Linked DNA regions of Homo sapiens: all the other regions are linked to region 1. The links are chromatin contacts, found by Hi-C in ENCODE. All regions are on one chromosome and are shown on one strand. Each heading gives the region's core, a stretch centred on a gene start or an enhancer-like site at or near the end of the contact. The rest is flanking DNA. Distances are from core to core; before and after follow the strand shown.

What was found. A loop is a pair of places that touch in the nucleus more often than their neighbours do. Pooled maps may share reads with other maps.
Region 2: a loop to region 1 is called in a map of GM12878, with 11 times the contacts of the local background. The contact joins the promoter of FBXO31 here to the promoter of CENPN in region 1. A Hi-C loop is called at or near these places in 2 of 168 maps with a recorded cell type or tissue (GM12878 and naive thymus-derived CD4-positive, alpha-beta T cell), 1 of 37 single-sample maps with no recorded cell type and 15 of 50 pooled maps.
Region 3: a loop to region 1 is called in a map of CD4-positive, alpha-beta memory T cell, with 17 times the contacts of the local background. The contact joins the promoter of GLG1 here to the promoter of CENPN in region 1. A Hi-C loop is called at or near these places in 2 of 168 maps with a recorded cell type or tissue (CD4-positive, alpha-beta memory T cell and naive thymus-derived CD4-positive, alpha-beta T cell) and 11 of 50 pooled maps.

What each region holds. Positions count from the first base shown.
Region 1 is chr16:81,005,507-81,009,818 of GRCh38, reverse strand. CENPN (centromere protein N) reads right to left here and starts at 2,605. Exons shown (of 11, transcript NM_001100624.3): 1 at 2,542-2,605. CMC2 (C-X9-C motif containing 2) reads left to right here and starts at 2,934. Exons shown (of 4, transcript NM_020188.5): 1 at 2,934-3,085. RefSeq lists enhancers at 2,097-2,236, 2,547-2,656 and a silencer at 2,827-3,196.
Region 2 is chr16:87,380,198-87,385,174 of GRCh38, reverse strand. It overlaps FBXO31 (F-box protein 31), which reads left to right and starts at 1,399. Exons shown (of 9, transcript NM_024735.5): 1 at 1,399-1,770. The coding sequence starts at 1,431. It overlaps TRM-CAT6-1 (tRNA-Met (anticodon CAT) 6-1), which reads left to right and starts at 1,081; the gene lies at 1,081-1,153. LOC124903747 (a long non-coding RNA gene) reads right to left here and starts at 1,242. Exons shown (of 2, transcript XR_007065168.1): 1 at 979-1,242. RefSeq lists enhancers at 291-942, 943-1,596 and silencers at 1,004-1,663, 1,804-2,043.
Region 3 is chr16:74,604,685-74,609,037 of GRCh38, reverse strand. It overlaps GLG1 (golgi glycoprotein 1), which reads left to right and starts at 1,924. Exons shown (of 26, transcript NM_001145667.2): 1 at 1,924-2,381. The coding sequence starts at 1,944. RefSeq lists silencers at 1,754-1,943, 2,174-2,353.

The DNA.
Region 1 (4,312 bases), core at 1,356-3,855:
TGTGTTTAAGACAAGCCTGTCAGTCATCTGTTTCCTTCACAACTGTGGGAATTCCAGGGACAAAGAAGTATCTTCCTACAAGAGTCCTGGCTGTGACTTATTTGTTGAACACTGAAAAATTATCCTTGTCCACTTCTGAAAAGAAATAGTTGACTGTATTTTAACAATATACTGAAAATGATAGTAAGACAAAGATAAAGAGGAAGGATTAGGAGTCATTTAGAAATAGAAAAATAACTGAATTAAGGTCGTAGGAACAGAATCAGGATCATGAAACAGGAGTCGGATTTGTTTCTTTGTGTAGTTACTGGACCATCTAAAGCCTTCACCATGGTCTACAAGGCCCCGTGTTGCGTGGCCCCTGCTTCCCTCTCCTTGGTTTTCTGAGCTCCAACTACACTAGTCTCTTAAATAATCTCTAGAGAAGGACCATTGTGCCTGCAGTTACAACTGCCTAGAAGGTTCTTCCTGCACATGTTCTCTCCAGTGACTTCTTGCAATTCTGGTGTTAGCTTAGATGGTTTCTCCTCAGACTTATCCTGACCACCCAACCAAAAGTTACTTCCCCACTCTCCACTGCTAATTGTTTTTTTCCTTTTTTTTAGACGGAATCTTGCTGGGTCACCCACATTAGAGTGTAGTAGTGGGATTTCTGCTCACTGCAGCCTCCTGCAGCCTCTGCCTCCCAGATTCAAATGATTCTCCTGCCTCAGCCTCCCGAGTATCTGGGATTACAGGTGTGCACCATGACACCCAACTAATTTTTCTACTTTTAGTAAAGATGGGGTTTCACCATGTTGGTCAGGCTGGTCTTGAACTCCCAAGCTCAAGTGATCCTCCCGCCTCGGCCTCCCAAAGTACTGGGATTACAGGCGTGAGCCTCTGCACCAGGCCATCCACTGCTAATTGTCTTTACAGAACTATCTGAAATTATCTTTTTAACTTTTCTTGTTTCTAAAATTGAGCTCCAGGGCAGGACGATGTTTTTATTCACAGCTATACTCCTAGACCAGAACTGCCTCACTATAGTCAGTAAGTCTAATCAGGCCAAGAACAGTCTAATGTGTCTTTGATAAATACTTGTGGAATGAATGCCTGAGGAGACAACCTGGGTGGTTTGGGGTTCAACAGTCAGTGAAACATCAAATCAACACCTCTCCCATTAAGAACACGGGCGAGGGGCCGGGAGCGCGCCGGGCGTGGTGTATCACTTGAGGTCAGTCGTTCAAGACCACCCAGGCCAACATGGTGAAACTCCGTCTCTACTAGAAATACAAAAATTAGCCGGGTGTCGTGACGCACACCTCTAGTCCCAGCTACTCGGGAGGCTGAGGCAAGAGAACAGCCTGAATCCGGGAGGAGGAGGTTGCAGTGAGCCGAGAACGTGCCACTGCCCTCCAACATGGGCGACAAAGCAAGACTCCGTCTCAAAAAAACAAAAAACAAACAAAAAAACCCACAGACGAGGCTACCCGTTAAAATGAAGATTCCTGGGCCCTATCAAATTAAACTGTGAGGAGGGCGCACGGAGGGCTTGAGATTTAGCATCTTTTAAAAAGTACGTCAGATGATTTATTCCGGGTAAAGTTTGCAGAACGCCAGTCTAAAGAAATTTGGTAGAGCGCCCTCAGTCTCACCAATTAAGACGGAAATCCCTTTAGTAAACGTTTACCCCGTGACCATTTTTAAACTTTCCTTTTTTTGTTGTTTCGGAGACACAGTCTCGCTTTGTCGCCCAGGGTGCAGTGCAGTGGCGCGATCTCGGGTCACTGCAACCTCCGCCTCCCGGGTTCATGCGCTTCTCCTGCCTCAGCCTCCCAAATAGCTGGGATTACAGGCACCCGATACCACGTCCGGTTAATTTTTGTATTTTTAGTAGAGACGGGGTTTCACCATGTTGGCCAGGCTGGTCTCGAACTCCTGACCTAAGGTGATCCGCCCACGTCGGTCTCCCAAAGTGTTGGGATTACAGGCGTAAACTACCGCGCCTGGCCCCATTTTAAAACTTTCTTTATACTTCCTAGCGTTTTAGTGTCTGACATACAGTAGATGCTCAAGATCTGTGGAACGCATGATCAAAAAGATCCATTTTAAGTAACGTTCCCGTAGCCACACACCTCTGCTGCGCTCCAACAGGCAATGCGAGGAGCAACGCAAGAGGGTACAGGGACAAAAAACGACGGAAGCCGAGGTGACAGAAAAGCAAAACCCCAACTCTGGGAAAGGAAGCAACCCCAGGATCGTAGAGCGGAGCCCCTGGTCACATGACCACACGGCCCTCCCCTGACGCAGTCGCGAGCCTACGAAAGGCTCCACCCGCCCCACCGCGGGCGAGGTGACGTCACAGCCGGCACAGCGCCACCGCCCCCTCACCTCGGCCCGAACCGTAGTTCCTCGCCCCGAGCCCGAGACCCAGCGCCAATCCTGCGCCTCACAACGTGCGACAATTGCGAAAAAGCCACCCCCGAGGCCTGGGATCTGGCTTCCTCAAGGCCCCACACCCTCCGGGGCCCGATCCAGTGCCGCCCGGGGCTCTCTTACCGGCCCACATCTCCTGCAGTCTCACTCCTCAAGAGCTGTTCCCGCTCGCCGCGCCTTCAAAGCCACCAATTGCAGTTCCCGCCGCCTCCAAGCTCCGCCCACCGGAGCACAAGCATCAGGCTGTGTCTTGGGCACAGGGGACTGCACGGGGGAGCGACTGAAGCGAAGGTCGCCGAGCCCCCCACGCCGCTCTTCTTAGAAGTGTGCAACCTTGCACCAGTAGTGGACTTACACATAGGCTCCGTTAGGACCTGGCTTATGTGCTCGGCTTGTGGCTTAGACGCTGCCGTGCCCCAGTGGACTCACTGTGCCTCCCCCCACGACGGACGGAAATGGGCCCCTCCAGGACAGGCGGCGCATGCGCCTTGGGGCCCGCGGGCGGCGGGGGCGAGGAGCCGGGAGCACGGTGGAGCGGTGGAGGGCGTCACTGGGTTTCGGCGTCTGGCAAGCGGTTCAGCTGTCTGCTCCCTAGCAGCCGGCCTTCGGGTCGGGCGTCTCCGCCGGCTACTGCCGCTTCAGTTCTCCCGGTGTGGCCACGAGTCGGGTGAGTCTCGGGAGTCCAGGCCGTTCCGAACGCGTTCCGTTGTTCCTCCTCAGGTCCCTGATGGCGCGTCCCGCCGAGCCCCTTCCTGCCGCCCGTCGGCCCCAGGAGGTGGGGACCAGGAAGACCCGGCTGCCGCAGGCCCACAGCCGGGCTGCTGCGCTGGGGAGGCTGCGAGCGAGGTGGCTGGGCGCTCGCTGGAACACGCTGGTGGCCGAGACAGGCCGTGGGCGTCGCTCGGGGTTGGGATCCGCCCGCCACTCACTCAACTGGCTGGTGACCTTGGGCGCGCTCCTCCCCTCCCGGAGCCGGGGCTTCCTCGCCGGTAAAATGGACCTTGAGGAATGGAGCCCTCAACACAGGGTTTGACACGATGAGCGCCCAATAAAGTGTTGTTATTGTTGTTTATCTAGCAATTGAGAATTTGCGGGTAGAAAACGGGGGCCGTTCAAGCAAGTCTCAGCTGCAGTGCCCTGTGATGTGAGAACCCACCAAGAGCCCCATCAGTACACTTTACTCTTTTTTCTCCTTTAATGCTTTTTTTTTCCAGGAAAGTAATACATTCATCTTGCTTTTCTTGCGTTTAAAGATCAGGCGTTTTACGTAGAGTCTTAAGTAAATCAGTTTTGGAAGTCTTCATTTAAAACCTCAAAGGCATGGAAGTTTTCGATGGCAAAGGAATTATGTTGTGATGCCATTCGTATCTCCTCTCCTTTATATGTATGGCTTTTGCACTTGTTTAGTTGATTTAAAATGAGTTTCTTTTTCATCCTTTTCCTACTGCGTTGAGGCCTGAACTAGTTGTCAGTTTCTGACATTCCGCGAACATCGATTGGGCATTTACCATGTGCATTGGCAAGAATGCTCCCTCACGAGCCTGTGCGTTCCTTGAGATGTGTGAACGAGTATTTTCCTCTGAAATTCACATGATTCTGGCAGAGTGCTAGGCACCTTGTAAGTCCTGGTAATGTTTATTCAGGGAAAGCTGCGAGGGCGCATTCTCTGAGAAACTCTTCGGTGGAAGTCAGAGTAGTTAAGCCCTTCTCCCTAGGCAGCACCCCCGGGTCCCTCCCAGAAGCAGCCTGGCATGGGGTCTACAGTGCCAGCGCCAGTCGCTTTCTTAGTGGTATCGGTTTAGAACTGGTCCTGTGATAAGTGGAAGTGGGCAGGGGAGGCCGTCCCCGACCGTGTCTGCGACCTCTGCTGCAGTATGGCTCATAGCTTGAAAAG
Region 2 (4,977 bases), core at 150-2,649, 6.4 Mb before region 1:
ATTTTTTAAATTATTTGTAGAGATGGGGGCGTCTCACTATGTGGGTAGGCTGGTCTCCGACTCCTGGGCTTAACCGATCTACCCGCCTCGGCCTCCCAAAGTGCTAGAATTACAGGCGTGAGCCACTGCGCCTGGCCTGTGTGGTTTGTTTGTTTGTTTGTTTGAAGAGACAGGGTTTCACCATGTTGGTCAGGCGGGTCTCAAACTCCTGACCTCAGGTGATGCACCCTTCTCCGCCTCCCAAAGTGCTGGGATTACAGACGTGAGCCACCGCGCCCAGCCATTTGTGGCTATTTTTGTTTTTTGTTTGTTTTGGAGACAGGGTCACGCTGTGTTGCCCAGGCTGAAGTGCAGTGGCACCATCACGGGTCACTACAGCCTCGGCCTCCTGGGATCAAGCGATCCTCCCGTCTCAGCTTCTCTTTCTAAAATTTTGTTTTGTAGACAGGGTCTCGCTGTATTGCCCAGGCCGGTCTCGAGCTCCTGGCCTCGATTGATACTCCCGCCTGGGCCTCCAAGAGATGGGGTCCGAGGCGAGCCCACGGCGACGTGCGCGGCTGCTCAGGTGAGAGGACGCCTTCGCGGTCACCACCCGCGGACCTGGGAGACGACCCCGCTCAGCGGCCTCGGCGGAGCCCAGCTGGAGCAGGCGTGCGCGGCTCCCAGCAGCTGCAGGAACAGGCGCCCTTTGGGCGGCGCCGCATGGCAGGGCCTCCCTTTCCAGACCGGGCGCGCATCCCCGGATCTCTTGGGCCGCGCCGGCCGCCGCCCCTCCAAGCCCTCCCCGGGGCTTCCGCAGGGAGCTCGGGATCCCCGAAGGTCCCTGCAGAGCTCCGCAGCTCGGGCCTTTTGGTTACCATAAGGCGGAGACGATGGAACGCGCGTTGTTTCAATGGACAAAAGGGCTTCTAGGCGCCCTTTGGGGTTCTGGCTGCTGCCTCTGTATTTGGAGGCTGTAAGGCGCATCTTTCTACTCACCGGCCGGCGCGGCACAGTTTCGGGCGCCGGAAGCGGGACGCACGGGCGCGAGGGGCGACCCCTATCTCCACAAAAGCCGCGGCGCGAAGTGGTCGCCGAGCAGCCTCGTTAGCGCAGTAGGCAGCGCGTCAGTCTCATAATCTGAAGGTCGTGAGTTCGAGCCTCACACGGGGCAGTCTAACGTTTTGCACTCGGCATCACCACTTTCTTTTCTCATGCCCGTCACGGGCGGCGCCCTCACGCTGGAGGGGAGGGCAGCAGTGCGGGGTCTCTGAGGTCGCCGCCCCGCGGGGAGGGGGTGGCGCGGCCGGGGCGGAGCTCTACGTAGGGGCGGGGCTAGGCTCTCCAGGGGGCGTGGCGAGCTCTGCGGCGGGGGCGTGGCTCGGCGCTGGCGGGGCGGGGCCGCGCTGGAGCGTGCGCACAGGCGGCAGCAGTGGCCGTCACTGGGCGGCATGGCGGTGTGTGCTCGCCTTTGCGGCGTGGGCCCGTCGCGCGGATGTCGGCGCCGCCAGCAGCGCCGGGGCCCGGCCGAGACGGCGGCGGCCGACAGCGAGCCGGACACAGACCCCGAGGAGGAGCGCATCGAGGCTAGCGCCGGGGTCGGGGGCGGCTTGTGCGCGGGCCCCTCGCCGCCGCCCCCGCGCTGCTCGCTGCTGGAGCTGCCGCCCGAGCTGCTGGTGGAGATCTTCGCGTCGCTGCCGGGCACGGACCTACCCAGCTTGGCCCAGGTCTGCACGAAGTTCCGGCGCATCCTCCACACCGACACCATCTGGAGGAGGCGTTGCCGTGAGGGTGAGCGCGCGGGGGTGGCGGGGCCGGGAGGGGCGGGGGGTCCCTGCCAGGTGGAGGCCTCGGAGCTGGGAGTGGCGGGGGCGGTGGCCCCGGCCGGGGGCCACCAGTTGGGCGCGGGGCCCGGCGATGTGGTGTTTTGGGTGTGGGTGGGGAGCGGCCGCGGTGACACCACGTTGAGGGGGCCAGGGAGGTATTTGAGGCGGTTAGGGAGGGTCCGAGGGGTCCAAGAGAGGCAGACGGGGTAGGGAGGGGTTGAGGGCGTCAGGGAGGCATCGAAGAGGCCCTGACGCGGGGCACGGGACACCACGGGGCCGAGGCCGTGCCGGGAGCTGGGGCTGGGATCCCTCGAGGTCTGCGCGGGGCCTAAGCTGACGCCTGGGGGCCGCCTCCTCTGCCCCTGTCTTGAAGGCGAGCCGAGGGTGCCCCGCTGGCCCTGACCAGAGACGAGGTGAACTTGAAGAAATGGGAGCAGGCCGGGCGCGGTTTCACGCCTGTAATCTCAGCACTTAGGGAGGCCGAGGCGGGCGGGTCACCTGAGGTCAGGAGTTCGAGACCAGCCTGGTGAAGATGGTAAAACCCCGTCTCTACTTACAAAAATACAAAAATTAGCCGGGCGTGGTAGCGGGCGCCTGTAATCCCAGCTACTCGGGAGGGTGAGGCAGAAGAATGGCTTGAACCCGGGAGGCGGAGGTTGCACTGAGCCAACATCTGGGCCATTGCACTCCACCCTAGGCGACAGAGTGCGACTTGGTCTCAAACAACAGCAACAAAAAAAATTACGGGAGTAGGGGAAGCCCAGTGTCGGGGGCTCCTGATGGTGGGGGCGTAGAGAGACGGATGGATCACAGCGGTGCGGGCTGGACTTTTGCCTTCAGCAATATTGGATGTAACAGATCACAGGAGGAGATGTTTATTTAATCTGGAGTTCAAGGCTCTCTCTGTTTAAAGGTTGACAGCTCTTTGATGTTCAAGCAGCTCATATTTAGGTAAAAAGGACAGGTTAGAAAACATCCAAGCGATGCAGAACAGCAAAAGGAACAAAGTAAATACCATCAGAGACCCCAGCAGTCAAAAATAAACCACTCTTAACATTTTAAAAAACCTCTGAGTCGTGTGTACCTTCTTCCCTAAAGGATATAATGCAATATATATTCTCTTAGAGACAGTGTAGTGTAAACAATGCTACATAGTATTTCACTCCCTGCATGTAGCACAGACTCGTCCCTCACTGATAAGCTTTGAAGTCTGCATTTTTTCCATGCATAAACAGTGCTTTGAAGACTGCTTTGTGCATTTTATAGAAATTTAGGAGATTGACATGTATCCTTGGGAACTTCTGAGATTGTCTCGGTGGGATGCACTTCCTTCTTTTTTTTTTTTGAGACGGAGTCTCACTCTGTCACCCAGGCTGTGGAGTGCAGTGGCGCGGTCTTGGCTCACTGCAACCTCCGTCTCCCAGGTTCAAGTGATTCTCCCGCATCAGCCTCCAAGTAGCTGGGACTACAGATGCGTGCCACCGTGCCCGGCTAATTTTTGTATTTTTAGTAGAGACGGGGGTTTCACTATGTTGGCCAGGATGCTCTGGAACTCCTGACCTTGTGATTCACCCGCCTCGGCCTCCCAAAGTGTTGGGATTACAGGCGCGAGCCCCCACGCTGGCTGGTAGGGTGCAGTTCCTCAAGTGGGATTGTGGATTTGTAGGACTGCATGTTGATGAAACCTTTGCAGCCTGTTGTCGGGCTCTTTGAGTTTGCACCCCAAGGAGGTCTGCATGAGAAGAACCCTTTCTCCAAGTCCTCCCGGACAGAGTTCGTCATAAATTATTTTTGTTGCTTAATGGTCGAGGCCCCTGATTTGGAGTCAGCTGACTTGGGCCCCAGCCCAGGCTCGTGTTTATCTGCTGTGAGATCCTGGACAAGCTGCTTCACCTTCCCAAGTCCTGTTGGGAGCATGAGTGGGAAGTGCTGCTCCCGGAGGTGCTTGGAGGGTGAATGAGGTAGGTGATGCCTGTGAAGCCCTCTCCCCTAAATGGTAGCTAGTGGGTGTTGATGATTCTTGGCTATTTTTATTGTGCCTTTTTGCGAATTCCTTATTTGTGGCTTTTTTTGGTCTTTTTTCTCTTAAGATGTCTATTTTTGTCTTTTTCTCTTAGAGTGTCTATTTTTGTCTTACAAATTGTGAGAACTGAGTATTAGTAATACAAGATTTTTGTCATGTACATGGAAAGTGAAGTTCTTTTTACATTTTAAGATTGAGACAAAGGCAGTTCCACTTTCTCTTTCCCTGTGAAGTCTACCCATTTGCTCTGGTTTGCACTTTGTGTAGCTGTAAGACTCAGATTCCCCAAGGATGTGTCGTTGTGCTTTGAAGTTTCTCCATTAGGCGGCCAGACCTGTGTGGTGACCTCTGGGGGGTTTGTTTGGGAAACCGTAAGGTATATATGGCTCAGCAGAGGGATAACAAGGTTTTTTGTGTAATCAAAAATTCAAAGGTATACTGTAGAATAGAACAACCGGAATTACAACTCAGAATAAATTCTTAGAATTACTAACAGAAATGTGAAAAGTCCTGATGGAGATGTAGAAAGCGACTGGGGACAGATATAGGACCCTTCAATCCTTTCTTTCCCACTGCTGCGGTTCTCAGCGCAGCTGTCCTGGGACACCAGACACCGTGATGTAGAATGAAAGCATCTTGTTCACCCAAGTGACCTGCTAACGTGAGAATTCTCATTTTGAGACATTAAAAACACACTTTGGCAGGCCAAGGCTGGCAGATCACTTGAGCCCAGGAGTTCAAGACCAGCCTCGGCAACATGGTAAAACCCATCTCTACAAAAAATACAAAAGTTAGCCAGTCATGGTGGTGCGTGCCTGTGGAAGGCTGAGGTGGGAGGATCACCTGACCCTGAGGCGGTCGAGGCTGCAGTGAGCTGTGAACATGCTACTGCACTCCAGTCCGGGTGACAGAGTGAGACCCTTTCGCAAAAAAAACCCATGAAAAACAAAAATGATGAACCAGGCATATTTCCGGCCATCCCCAATAAAGGACTTAAATCATTTGTCATATTTGCTTTTGGTTCCTTTGTCTTTTTTTTTTTTTTTTTTTGAGACGGAGTCTCGCTCTGTCACCAGGCTGGAGTGCAGTGGTGCATTCTTGGCTCACTACAGCCTCTGCCTCCTGAGTTCAAGCAATTCTCCTGCCTCA
Region 3 (4,353 bases), core at 675-3,174, 6.4 Mb after region 1:
GGATTGTCAATTTCTAGTTAAACTGGCTTAAAATAATCTCCCACTTGTCTGAACACATGCAGACTCAGCATTGAAAATTAATGGAGGCCAGGCGCAGTACCTCACGCCTGTAATCCTAGCACTTTGGGAGGCTGAGGTGGGCAGATCGCCTGAGGTTTGGGGTTCGAGACCAGCCTGGCCAACATGGCAAAACCCCGTCGCTACTAAAAATACAAAAATTAGCTGGGTGTGGTGGCACATGCCTGTAATCCCAGCCACTCGGAGGCTGAGGCAGGAGAACTGCTTGAACCCAGGAGGTGGAGGTGGCAGCTCCGAGCAGAGATCACGCCACTGCACTCCAGCCTGGGCAACAGAGTGAGATTCCGTCTCAAAAAAAAAAAAAAAAAATTAACATACGCTAGTGACATCTCAAGGACTTCTGGTGATGTGTCCAGCCTGCCTGACTGAAACTTACCTATGCCATGTGTTTGCTAATAAACATGGGGCTGCCTTAGTCAGTGCTCAAGGTTAGCAGCAGCCTCATGATCATTTTATGACAGTAGCAAAGGTGACCGTTGGTGGAGATGCCAACAAGCTCTCATTCCCCATGATAGAGGCCTGGGGTCAGCCACAGTGGGTAATTTGTACTCACAGAATATCTTCAGTCTCAGGAGCTCCTTTTGGGTTCCCTGAGCTCCTGACTTTTCAGGTTCTAGTTATGTCTAACTTGGTCTTGACTGCTCATTTGCGGGTCAGGACAGCAGAAGCTGTCTGTTTACTACAGTAGATGTAATTCGCATTTTTGGACACAATGACCAGTGGAGATTACACAACCCAAACTGCCCTCATTCCCCAACATGTGCATGGACAGAGTGGGATGAAAGTGCGCCAGGGTGGTGGGAAGCCCCAGGGATTCTGGTGGCTAGCCTAGCTGTCTACAGGATGGCAGAGTTCCTCTTGGGCAGCTCATTTAATCCCTCCACGCAGAACTGTTAACATCTCTGTGCCATTCTTCAGTTAAATGAGAACCTAACGCAGGCCTGATGCATGGCTCAGATTACACAGCGGATGTGAAGAGGCTTTGGGAACATATCCTCTCTCCTAAGGACAGGGAGGGGATGCTAGTGTGGGGTGCCTGCGGTGTTGCATGCAGGTCAATGAGAACAGTTACCGACACACAGACTTAACCCGAGTCCTCAAAGATGTGTTTTATTATTATTTTTTCATCCTTTAAACATGAATCTAAATGCTGGCTTAAAATCAGGATTCATGCATAAACGGCTTCCCAGTTTATTAACAATACTGGCTGTGACTTTTTGAGTTCAGTGTTGTGGGCCAGGCACTTAAATTATTATTTCGAATCTTGCCAATGGTACTTTACATTTGAGCTCTTGCGTACCCTGCCAGAGCAAGGATTATAACCTTAATTTTTTTTCTTACCCCAGAACTTATGCTCTTAACCCTATTCAATGCTGTCTCTCTCTTTGGCTAAGAAAGACTTCTGAGGCAGATGGAAGGAAGGAAGGAAGGAGGGAGCGATACAAGGAGAGGCTTTCCGATTCCGTAATACACCTGGTTGTGCAAAGTTCACCTCTACATATAAAGTTTTTGTTTTCCAAGTCATTGAACCGGCGACATATTCTACCGGCCATTTTGGTTGTGGCAACCCCAATTCCCTTGATTTTTTTTTTTGTGACAGCAAATGGAATTAGAGTAGGCCGCCCTGCCCGGGCTTTTTAAGAAACCCCAGCAACCCCCCCGGGTAAGGAGCGCCGCTCTCCCGCCCGCCGGTCCAGGGTGTGTGCGGTTTCCAGCACGGCCTCCTCCTTCGCCCCACTCTGGGTTCGCGGGTCGGCGCCGGCGGGGCGGGGCTCGGCAGGGCCACGCTGCCACGCCCAGCGTCTCCACCCCCTCATTTAAATACGCGGCGCCGGCGAGTGCGTCGAGCTCGCCGCGGACTCAAGATGGCGGCGTGTGGACGTGTACGGAGGATGTTCCGCTTGTCGGCGGCGCTGCATCTGCTGCTGCTATTCGCGGCCGGGGCCGAGAAACTCCCCGGCCAGGGCGTCCACAGCCAGGGCCAGGGTCCCGGGGCCAACTTTGTGTCCTTCGTAGGGCAGGCCGGAGGCGGCGGCCCGGCGGGTCAGCAGCTGCCCCAGCTGCCTCAGTCATCGCAGCTTCAGCAGCAACAGCAGCAGCAGCAACAGCAACAGCAGCCTCAGCCGCCGCAGCCGCCTTTCCCGGCGGGTGGGCCTCCGGCCCGGCGGGGAGGAGCGGGGGCTGGTGGGGGCTGGAAGCTGGCGGAGGAAGAGTCCTGCAGGGAGGACGTGACCCGCGTGTGCCCTAAGCACACCTGGAGCAACAACCTGGCGGTGCTCGAGTGCCTGCAGGATGTGAGGGAGGTGAGGAGGTGGGACGAAGCCGGGAGGGCCAGGCCTGGTGCGGGCCCGAGGGTGTTGCCGGCCTTGGAAGCCGCTGACGCCGGTCGGCTGCTTTCCTTGCTTCCTCTGTGCTGCACTCGCTCCTTCCCTCTTTGCTCCTCACTCCCAGGCGCTTTCAGGGAAAAGGATACCACTCCCACTCCTTCTTTCCCCCGCCCTTATTTCCCTCCCTGTTGCCGGGGTCTGGGACGAAAACCTGGGCTCCTGGCCGCAATCCGCCGAGGCCCAGAGCGTGTCTGTTCGCTCCTGTCTTTTGTGTGATGCTCTATGCAGAGTGTCTCCTCGCCGAAGATCAGTTTAGGATTTTGCCATCAGTTTCGACTAGGACAATTTGTGGCAAGCCATTTAAACATAAAAAAATGCCTGGCGTACTTAGGCTGTAAAGAATGATCTGTTTATTAGCAGTAGATGTAATTCGCAAATCCATATTTTTGGTGCTGAAATTAATGTATGCTTTGTTTTCTTCACTTCCTTTGGTCAGTTGTATTGAACCCCATGTTTAAGCTGTTAACTCCCAGTGACTTGGCGCCCCAAAGCTTGAAAAGTTGGGGAAGCGTTTGAAGCTGTGTTTGTGACTGGGTTATGGGATCTTGCCTTTCTGAGGTCTGAATGTGATTTTAACAGTATCTCTTAATGAAATCTACATTTGTCGTTGCTTGGTGTGATTCAGTTGAGTGACATTGATAATTTATAATCAAGTGACATTGATAATTTATAATCTAGGTTTAATGCTGCAGACCATAATGACAATTCTCAAAGTTTGGGAGCAAATCTGACAGTAGTAACTTTTTCCAGAGGTGTAGGTATATAAAATTAGCCCTAAAGGTGGACAAATAGAATGAAGCTACCACTTGATACTGTTTTTGGTTTTTTTTTTAAATATCAGATTTGTTTAAGGCGTTCAAGCTATAGCAAGACCACTTGCTTGTAGAAATTTGCTTCTCTTGGCATTTCCCCCCTTCATCTCGTGTTCTAGTATTCTATACAAAAGCAATTCAGATAGAGGAAAAGACATACATAAGCAGGAGACAGAAAGAAAGGAAGTTTCCAGAGCCCCTAGAAATGTGAGGCCTTACCTGACTTCTCATCTTCAGCTTAACGACTAGAGGGATAGTCCTCTGGTAGATACAGCTAATATTCCTAACTCTGTCGAACTTTTTGGAATTTTCTTTTCGCTCTTTGAGGACACATAATAGATGTCGTTTCATCAAACTAGGATCCTAATACTGGTGACCAAACAATTAGTAGTAGTTTGTGGTAGAAACAGCACATTATTAGGGAAAGTGGCAAAAAGTGGCCTATTCAAGGAGTGTATATATCCTTCATGTGTATTCCGGACATTTGGAAACCTCCACTTAAAGGAGGCAGTTTTATGCTCCAGAGGAGGAAAGGCGTCATATAAATTGGAAATGGGGGTTTTGGGGGGTTGGGGGGAGGTGGAGGGACCAAATTTCCAATTTAATGTTTTTTCCTCCAGTTTTTACATACAGAAATAATGAAGGAAGAGTACTGTGAACACCTATGTGTATTCTTCAGGAGGTGGAGTTATTTTTAAACTTCTTTTCTTTTTTTTGAGATGGAGTCTCACTCTGTCGCCAGGCTGGAGTGCAGTGGCTTGAACTTGGCTCACTGCAACCTCCACCTCCCGGCTTTAAGCAATTCTGCCTCAGCCACCTGAGTACCTGGGACTACAGGCGAGCGCCACCACGCCCAGCTAATTTTTGTATTTTTAGTAGAGACAGGGTTTCACCATGTTGGCCAGGATGGTCTCGATCTCCTGACCTTGTGATCTGCCAGCCTCGGGCTCCCAAAGTGCTGAGATTAGTGGTGTGAGCCACCACCCCCACCCTATTTTCTTTTTCTTTAAAGACAGCGAAAGGAAATTTCATTCTGCTTAGTCTGGGAGTTAATTAAATCTGATCTATGTGTTTGA